2 separate regions of the Homo sapiens genome follow, and region 1 is linked to region 2. A link is a contact called in ENCODE Hi-C or POLR2A ChIA-PET data. All regions are on one chromosome and are shown on one strand. Each heading gives the region's core, a stretch centred on a gene start or an enhancer-like site at or near the end of the contact. The rest is flanking DNA. Distances are from core to core; before and after follow the strand shown.

The links. A loop is a pair of places that touch in the nucleus more often than their neighbours do. ChIA-PET counts read pairs that join two places held with the same protein, here RNA polymerase II (POLR2A). Pooled maps may share reads with other maps.
Region 1: a map of PC-9 shows a loop between it and region 2 (7-fold over the local background). The contact joins the enhancer-like site here to the promoter of SHISA9 in region 2. A Hi-C loop is called at or near these places in 2 of 168 maps with a recorded cell type or tissue (CD4-positive, alpha-beta T cell and PC-9) and 1 of 50 pooled maps. POLR2A ChIA-PET finds 5 or more read pairs at or near these places in 3 of 52 experiments (HEK293, HEK293T and activated CD4-positive, alpha-beta T cell).

What each region holds. Positions count from the first base shown.
Region 1 is chr16:12,832,374-12,836,837 of GRCh38, reverse strand. No RefSeq gene overlaps it. Among named protein-coding and RNA genes, the nearest start is that of CPPED1, 31 kb to the right of the region's middle. Within about 2 kb of position 2,302, at least 2 of the 41 ENCODE cell types and tissues checked have a DNase peak (open chromatin) inside an H3K27ac peak, as active enhancers do; they include PC-9, where a contact is called at or near this core.
Region 2 is chr16:12,898,290-12,903,357 of GRCh38, reverse strand. SHISA9 (shisa family member 9) reads right to left here and starts at 1,760. Exons shown (of 5, transcript NM_001145204.3): 1 at 731-1,760. The coding sequence starts at 1,293.

The DNA.
Region 1 (4,464 bases), core at 1,053-3,552, 67 kb after region 2:
TTCAGCTCACTGGAGCGCAATGGTATGACCTCAGCTCACTGGAGCTGCATCCTTTGCCTCCCAGGTTCAAGTGATTCTTGTGCCTCAGCCTCCTTAGTGGCTGGGATTACAGGCATGCACCACCATGCTCAGCTAATGTTTGTATTTTTAGTAGAGACAGAGTTTTGCCATGATGACCAGGCTGGTCTCAAACTCCTGACCTCATGTGATCTGCCCACCTTGGCCTCCCAAAGTGCTGGGATTACAGGCGCGAGCCACCATGCCTGGCCTCTGCCTCCATCTTTACATGTCTCCTTTACTGAGTATCTTGTCCTTGTCTCTATCTCCAAATCACCCTCTTCTTTCTTTTATAAAGACACCAGTCAGTGGAGTAGGGTCCCTGCAAGCATGTATGACTTCATCTTAATTTGATTGATTACATCTGCAAAGACCTTGTTCACAAATTTGGTCACAATCACAGATACTAGGGGTTAGAACTTGAACATATCACTTTAAGGGACACAATTCAACCCATTATGATGACAACGATAATGATTGATTGGTTGGTGATAATGATGAATATAATGGAAAAAGAGGGAGAATAAGAGAAAGAAGATGATAAAGATAAATAAATATCGAGCACTTATTAAGTGCCATGTAGTATGCAAAGTGCCTTACCTGAATTATTTCATAAAATCTACCTAAAACCCCTATGAGAAACATACCATAATCACCTTATCTTCACTTTTCAATCAAAAAGACTTAGACTATGAGAGGGTTAAGACCATTACTCAAGGTCTCTCTACCGGCAAAGTAAATCTGAGACTCCCTCCATTTCTGTTGGAATCCTGAGCCTAGGCTCCCAACCACAATGCTCTCCTGCCTCTAATGATACTATGTCCTATTCTTTAGGGGCCCAAAGCCAGATAAATGAATATACTTAGGTTTTTACCTGCAGAAAAAGTATGCCAATTTTTGCCCAAAGTGAGCAGTACATATGTTGATTTTATGTGGTACATAGATGCAGGTCACACAGGGAAGATAATACTCCCCTCCGTGATTGATTGATTGATTGATTGATTGATTGATTGATTGATTTAGAAGGAGTCTTGCTCTCTTGCCCAGGCTGGAGTGCAGTGGCACTATCTTGGCTCACTGCAACCTCCGCCTCCCAGGTTCAAGCAATTATCCTGCCTCAGCCTCCCGAGGAGCTGGGATTACAGACGCCCACCACCACACCCAGCTAGTTTTTGTATTTTTAGTGGAGATGGTGTTTCACCATGTTGTCCAGGTTGGTCTTGAACTCCTGACCTCAAGTGATCCACCCGCCTCACACTCCTAAAGCTCTGGGATTACAGGCATGAGCCACCACGCCCAGTGAAATTGTTTTTTTAATTTGAAATAATGCAGACCTACAGGATGTTCCCACAAAAATAGCATGGAAAGTCCTGCATGGTGACATCTTATATAACTTTAGCGCTATATCAAAATCAAGAAATAGGCATTGGTACAATATTGTTAACTAGGCTACAGACTTCATTCAGATTTCACCAGTTTTTACATGTATTTGTGTGTGTGTGTGTGTTTGTGTGTGTAGTTCTATGCAATTTTATTTTGTGCATACCTCTGTACAACCACCAGCATAATCCTGATACAGAACCCATCACCACAAAGGAGGTCCTGGCAGTATTCCCTTTTCAATGTACTTCATTGCTTTAAGGAGAACGTCTTGGTTTGCATTTACTGTTTCTTTACCACCTAACACTTTCACTCTCCTTTTGATCAAAGAGATCTCAAATCTCTGTCTCAAGGTCCTTAGCAGAGACCAGAAGCTACCTAACAGGTATTGATACTGTTTTCTTCCCCGTCTAATTTTACACATGTCTATTTGTGGCAGGAAATACTAGTTTACCAGAATTGTGAGCAGTGAGAATTTTTCACATTTTTTTATTTTTTATTTTTATTTATTTATTTATTTATCTATTTATTGAGACAGAGTTTCACTCTTGTCGCCCAGGATGGAGTGCAGTGGTGCGATCTCGGCTCACTGTAACCTCTGTCTCCCAGGTTCAAGTGATTCTCCTGCCTTAGCCTCCCAAGTAGCTGGGATTACAGGCACTCACCATCATGCCCAGCTAATTTTTGTATCTTTAGTAGAGACGGGGTTTCACCATGTTGGCCAGGCTGGTCTCCAATTCCCGACCTCAGATGATTCACCCCCCTCGGCCTCCCAAGGTGCTGGGATTACAAGCGTGAGCCACCGCGCCCGGCCTGTTTTTCACTTTTAAGCCAAGGTATTTGAGTAACAAAAGTGAATCACAGAAAACTAGAAAGTAAATAATAACACAGGAGGCACGCAGGTAGGGCAAAGAAATTAGGGAAGATGGCATGCAAATGCTGAAATTTGCCAAACACTGGGTGAAGAAAGAATTTGGACCCTAATTCAGGTTCAGAGGTGTTTTATGGCATCCACCAGAAAGAAGCACATGTGGGCATGCTCCCTGGAAATACATTTCATTTCCCACTAAAACTGGAAATTAGAGTGCATTTGTATTTCTTTATTTTAAGGCCTTTCCATTAAAGGAGATTCAATTTGGCTGGTCACTCGCACCAGTGACTCATCTCGCCAGCCTTTGTATTCTTCATGTTATTAAACATTGCTGGTGCAGGGGCGGTGGCACTCCAGGGCTCAGACGAGGCAGTAGCTCCCTTCAGAAGGTCTGACAGGCAGCTCCCGCGCTGCAAAGCGGTGATGTCACCCAAGGGCAGGTCTGCTGTTTTCTCCAATGAGCAGGGAGGGAAATGAGGAGAGAACTCATGGAATCGGTCCCCAGAAGCACCCAGTGTGCACTGAAGCTCACACCGCAGAGATGAGGCTGAAAGGCAATAAATGCAAAGCGCTAATAGAGATGGCTCAACTAAGTGTTTAACTCATTATTTCAGCTTTCGGGTCTCTAATTGTTTCAGTAATTCAAAGGATATAGTATAGAGCTTTTGGATATATTGTTTAAACCCACACAAAGTGAGTCAAAAAATCAATTAATTTGTAAAACCTTATTGCTGGAAATAATATGAAGTCCACCGTCTTCCAGGCAACAAATTTTTCCTTGGTGATTTGCCTTATGGTCTTTGGAGTTTCACTTTGTGTGTGAAATAATAGAGTTCATTTTTTTGCTGACATCACTCATGCACTTCATTTATTCAATAATATTTATTGAGCCTCTACAATAATGAGAAACAGTAAGTACTGAGCACTAGAGATATATAGGGACTAGGCCAGGCACAGTGGCTCATGCCTGTAATCCCAGCACTTTCTGCTAAGGCAGAAAGATCGCTTGAGGCCAGGAGTTTGAGACCAGCCTAGGCTGGTCTCAACATAGTGAGACCCTGTTGTTAAAAAAAAATAAATTTAAAAAGCTAGCCGGGGCTGGGCATGGTGGCTTATGCCTGTAATCCCAGCACTTTGGGAGGCTGAAGCGGGCAGATCACCTGAGGTCAGGAGTTTGAGACCAGTCTGGCCAACATGGGGAAATCCCGTCTCTAATAAAAATACAAAAGTTAGCCAGGAGTGGTGGCCCACACCTATAGTCCTGGCTACTCAGGAGGCTGAGGCAGGAGGATCACTTGAGCCTGGGAGATTGAGGCTGCAGTGAGCTGTGATCCCACCACTGCACTCCAGCCTGGGCTACAAAGTGAGACCCTGTATCAAAAAAAAAAAAAGAAAAAAAAAAGGTCAGGAGCAGTGGTTTATGCCTGTAATCCCAGCACTTTGTGAGACCAAGGCAGGTGGATCACTTCAGGTCAGGAGTTTGAGGCCAGCCTGGGCAACATAGTGAAATCCCGTCTCTACTAAAAATACAAAAATTAGCCAGGCATGGTGATGCACATCTGTGGTCCCAGCTACTCAGGAGGCTGAGGCATGAGAATCACTTGAGCCTGGGAGGTAGAGGTTGCAGTGAGCCAAGATCCCGCCATTGCCCTCCAGCCTGGGCTACAGAAAAAGACCCTGTCAAAAAAAAAAAAAAAAAAAAAAAGAAAGAAAAAAAAATCTGTAGGGATTGAGTAAATACAATTTCTTATCTTCTTGGAGCTTACATTTCATGGAGGAGGCAGAAAATAAGCAGATAAACATATGTCATGCCACATAGTGATGTGTGCCATAGAAACAAACAAATACATATACATATACATATACATATACATATACATATACATATACAGTAGAAGAGTAGGGGAGAGAAATGAGAGCCCTCTTCTCATTCAGACGATACTCTAAGTGATGAATCAGTAAACATTTATTGAACACCTACTATGCACTAGGCATTCTGTTGGTGGGGAAGAAGGAACAGGTGAAATCAAAAGAATTGGTGAGCACACACTTTATGGACAAGACAGAAACAGCAATAATAATTACTATACAGGATCGGGTGTGACATTTTCCCCAATATTCCTCCAAGGCACGTGTTGTTATTCCCAGGGACTGGG
Region 2 (5,068 bases), core at 511-3,010:
CCCCCGGAGTCCACGCCAGCCAGGGCAAGGGGCTCAATCTGCAGCGATGGCCACGGCCCCGGGCAGGGAGAAGTGGTGGCCAGAGAAAGGGATGAGGTGGGTAAAGGGGCGGGGGCAGCTGAGGTCCCAAATCCAGGGACGGCGAAGCTCTGGGAAAGCGAGGCGGCCGCTCCAAGCAAGGCTTTTGTTCTCGCCCTCCCCTCACTCCACCTCCCTCGTCTCCTTTTCGCGAGTCGTACGAGTTGCAGGCGGCACTCACTCTGACCCTCCCTCCTTCACACACGCGCGCTCGGGCTCACACACGCCCCCCTCCCCTTTCGGGCTCGCCTGCCCCTGTTTACCAAAAAGCTAGCACCTGGAATCCGAGGGGTGCCATGGACCCTCTCCCCAAACCCGAAGATTTCGGGGCCACGGGCTCCCAGGCTACGTGTCTCAAGTCCGCCTCAGTCACCAGCGGGAGGAGGCGGCCAGAGGGTGAGGGAGCAGAGTCACACACACACACACACACGCTCACACACACACGAACACGCTCAGACCCACACCTGTGCTGAGCCCAGCGCCCCTTCTCCGTGTTCCAAGCCGAAGTTGGCTTCCCGGTGACATCCCCCAGCGGAGAGGCTGGGATGCGGGGAGCGGGGACCGTGGGGAGCGCCATTGCCTGGGGGAAGGTGGGGAGGAGAGAGCAGGGAGAGCGAAGCCCCGAGGGGAGGGCGAAGGGGAGGCAGCCCACCTGGACATGTGCTCCCTTTGGGGCCGGTGCGCTTTCTCCAGCCCCAGCTTGGTGAAGATGCCCACGAGCACCATGACGGCCACCACCCCGCAGATGATGTAGACGATCAGGTTGGTCTTGTCCTTGGTGGGGTCGTGCAAGGGGTCGTCCTTGCGGGCGGGGGGCTTGCCGGTGTTGAGCCAGAGCGGCGTGTCGTAGTTGGTGCAGGTGCTTTGGTTCAGTCGCCGCTTCTTAAACGTGCAGCAGAACCGGAAGCCACAAGTCCCGCAGCAGAAGATGAAGTCGCCCGAGCTGCAGTTGAACGGCGGGTCCCACTGGCCCATGACATCGAAGTAGCCCCGGCAGAAGTCCGGCGTGGGCGCCCGGGTCGGGGGCGCGTCCGATGCCTCAGCGCCCTCGCTGGCCTCTCCGGAGGCGGCCCCGGAGCGGTTGCCCCCCGCCAGCAGCAACACGCCGCCCAGTTGCGCCAGCTGCCCGTGTCCCGCTCGCTCCTGCGCCCGGCACACGCGGGCGCACAGCTCGGTGAGGAAGCAACCGAGGAGCAGCCGAAGGACGCGGCGCATGGTGTCTCCCAGCCCGGGCTCGGCCGCTCGGCCGCCGCTGGAGCCTCTGCGGCCGCCTCTCGAGGCGCGGCCGAAGCTGCCGAGGCTGCTGCCGGGAGCTGCGAGCCGCCGCGGGCCGCACATGCAGGGAGCGGCGCGGGGCGCTCGGTGGTCGGCGGCCACTGCGCTCGGCTCAGCCCGCGTTCGCCTCAGCCCGCGTTCGCCTCCAGCGCGCCGCGCGCCGAGGGGCCGGCCGGGGAGGAGCGCGCCCGGCCGGGCGGGGGGAGGATGAGCGGGGTCAAGCGCGGGGTGCAGGTCCGGCCGGCCACTGGGTGAGGCGGGGGTGGAGAGCAGAGGAGAATCGGGCTGGCAGCGCCTAGCCTTGGCCGGCAGCCCCGGACTGGCCGCCCCTAGCCCTCTCGCAGTATCCCTCTCACCTCACCAGCTCGCCAAGTGCGCTGAAGAGAGCGAAGCGACACTTGTGGAATGAAGGGAGGGCAGGAGGGAAGGGGGAGGGGGAGGAGGGCGGGCAGAGGAGGCGCGGGTGGGGGGGGGCGGGCGCGAGCTCTAGAGGGGCGGGGGCGCGGGGAAGAGGTGACTAGAGCGGGAGCTAGCTGGGGGGCGTGCAGAGCTGAGCCAGGCGAGCGGACGGGGAGGAGCGAGCTCGGCAGCAGCCGAGGCTAGAGGAGCCGCTCGGATTTCCAGGCAGGTGGAAAACCGCGGCAGGACCTCCCGCGCCCTCTCTGGGTAGGAGGCGCGGCTCAGCCCTGTCCAGAGCGCAGAGGCGGCTCAGCTCGTAGCTTTTTCACCGGTGCGTGTGCAGGAGCGGCGGCCGAAATCTGTGCATCAGGGGAAGGATGACTCGGAGAGGATGGGGACAGACTAAATGGCTTTCACTCCAAGACAGACTGGGTGCAGTCTGGTCAGGATCGCCCCTCCCAGGCGTGCGGGGCCTCCTTGCCCTTCCCGGCTGCGCCCTCCAGCCCTGAGCGCAACCCGCATGGCTCAACTCTCTGGGCCCAAGCAAGGACCCAGGCGGAGCTGGGAAGGACAGGTGGCAAGCCCCTGAGCCAGGGATAAGCACCCTCCGGGGGAGAGGGGCTCGGGATGAACGAATCAAAGAAGGTCGGGGGTAAGAGGGGACAGCCGAACAAGGCCGAGGCTATGGCGTGTCCTGGAAGGTCTTTCCTTGGAAGTCCCCCAGCCTCTCGAACCTGCCGCTTTCTGTCCCTCTTCGCCCCCGCAGCGTTTTCTGCGCTCCACAGGAGGGAACACCGCGGCGCCGCCTCTGCGCTCCCGGATCTGGCGCAGCGCAAGGCCTGGGCACCCAGCCTCAGCCACCCTCCCGGACCTGGAGCCCGCGCATCGGTCTCTGGAGCTGGCTGGCCCCTGTCCCCACGGATCCCCCCGGAAATCCTCACCGGGGGCTGCAGAGCTCTGCCTTGCTTCCTCAGCTTCCAGCCTCCCGTCTCCTCTGTGTTTCCAAATCTGCCCTCTCTCTCCTAGCGAATTCCAGCTCCCCGGAGGCCCTCTCTCATTTCTCCCACCTCTTTCTCTCCTCTGCTTGAATTTGACTCCAGTAGCCCCAAAACAGGATTTGCACCAAAGCTGCTACACCAAATTTAGATCTCCCCACGCCCCGGCGTTTTGTTTTTTAATTGCATTAACTAAGTATACACTTTGCAGGCTGCTAGGCGATTTGCAAGGAGATAATGTTTCCACAACCCTCCTCTCCACTTGGCTGCAGTCAAGGGCTTCTCAGGGCATCTTCAGAGAACGAAAAGTTGGGCGACATGTAAAATGGTTTACTAGGGTCCCCTGAATTGAGAAAGGGTGGGAGGATTTATTGGGACTCTGTTGCAAGTTTTCTCCAAATGAGAAGTTTGGCTAATCGCCCCTTCTCTTTGAAAAAAAAAGTCACATTTTGATGTTTCAAAAAAGATTTGCAAACACACAGCAAGACATTGACAGGGCATACCCAGGAGTATTATATTCCAAACCCATCTGGGGAAGGTATGAACACGTTTAATCCAGATTCACCAGATTCATTATAATAGAATCCCCAAAATAGGAGAGTATGGAAAGTCTGTCATGACTGGCAACCCACGCCCACCACCACCTTGTGAGTCCTACAAACACAAGCACTGGTGTGTGAGAGCTAATGAGAGCTGACATTTATTCAGTGCCTGCAACATACTCACTAAGCTTGCTTTTTCTAAAAGCAGCTCCTCAAGAAAGCTTAGAGCAGTGCCCAGCGTATAGCAGACAGTCTGGAAATATTTGCTGAACCACCGAGTGACTGGTTTCATGTAACTCTCTCTCCCTTAGGTAATAGTACCAGGCCCACACAACAGAGGGAGAGAATGAGCCCCAAAGCAGTTAAACCAGTTGCCCAAGTAGCTCTGCCAAATGAGTGCCAGAATTGACATTTGACCCAAGAAATTTGAGTCCAGAAACTGCCCTCCAGCCACTACATGAAATAGGCCTCCAAACTTTCTGTCTACCTCCTACTATATTATGTATTTGCGTTTTCGTCTGTTTGCCTGCACTGAGATGTGAACTGTGTAATGGAGAGGGCCTCGACTCCCATACCATGTCCCCAGCCCCTAGAACCCAGGCATACGGAGCTGCCTTGCGGGTCCATGGCTGCGCCCTCCAGCCCTGTGCGCAACTCCAGGGATTTGAGCCTTTGGGGTTGTGCGGGGCTGCAGGGTGCAGCCCCGGGGTACAGTTCTAAGCATGGTAAACACTCAAAAAAATGCATGGGTTGTATTAATTAATTTATGCAAGACTCTGTCTTAAACCAAAAGAGGAAAGGAACACTTAGGGCATGGATGATGGAGTATCTGCTGTCATTATGTATATAAAGGGTGGGAGTTTTCTATATACTACATTGGAAATGGAAAGGGACCCTCCAGCGGGCTTCCTATGTTCCAGGAAGCTGTGGCTCAGAGGTTAAGACCTTTGTGGGAGATCACATGGACAGCAATGACCCCACCAGGGCTGGATTTAGACGCCCAACTCCTAACCCCGGCCTCTTCCTCCACTCTGTGTCCGACTCCACTTCAGCAGGTATTAGGGCAGAGTTTAACCAGGGACATGGGAGAACAGTAGGTCACAGGGTTCTTTCTGCAAGGGTTGGGAGTTTTAAGGTACTTGTAAATTTGATTAAAAAAATACTTCAGAGAAAAGAGACAAAATCTGGACAGAAAAGTCCATTTCAGAATCTGCTTCCAATCTCTGTAAAATATTGCATGTCACCTGGACATTTGACTCCGGTCCTCAGAGGAGGCTCACTGTGACTGCTGCTCCTCGCTTTAATTAACAGAGACTGCCCCCTGTTTGTGTCAAGAAGAGCGCAGAGCTTGTGCTGGGGAAGGAAGCAGAAAGCCACCCTGTGTGGCTTATGTGCCAATGATTCTAAACCTTAAAACTCCTATCCCATCATGAGCTTTCCCCAAACCAGATTCCCTTCCTGTTCCTGTCTGCTGTAGTGGCCACCACTCCCTGGTATATTGCCCCAGCCTGTTTCCCAAGCCTTTGAAAAATATTAAAAAGAGAGAAGAATCCTCTGGGTTCATTTTACTCTGCAAAGAAAAAAGTCAATTTCCTCTGAGCATATCAAGTCAGTAAATACAGTTACTACCATGGGTGGGTACTTACTGGGAACAAACACCTGTATGGAAAATGTGAGTGAGAAAGTATTTATTTCAGGGCTCCTGGCAGGGAGGGGTAGGCATTATAAATGACCTAATTGGAACACCTGGTGAGCTCATGGAAGATTAAAAATCATCAG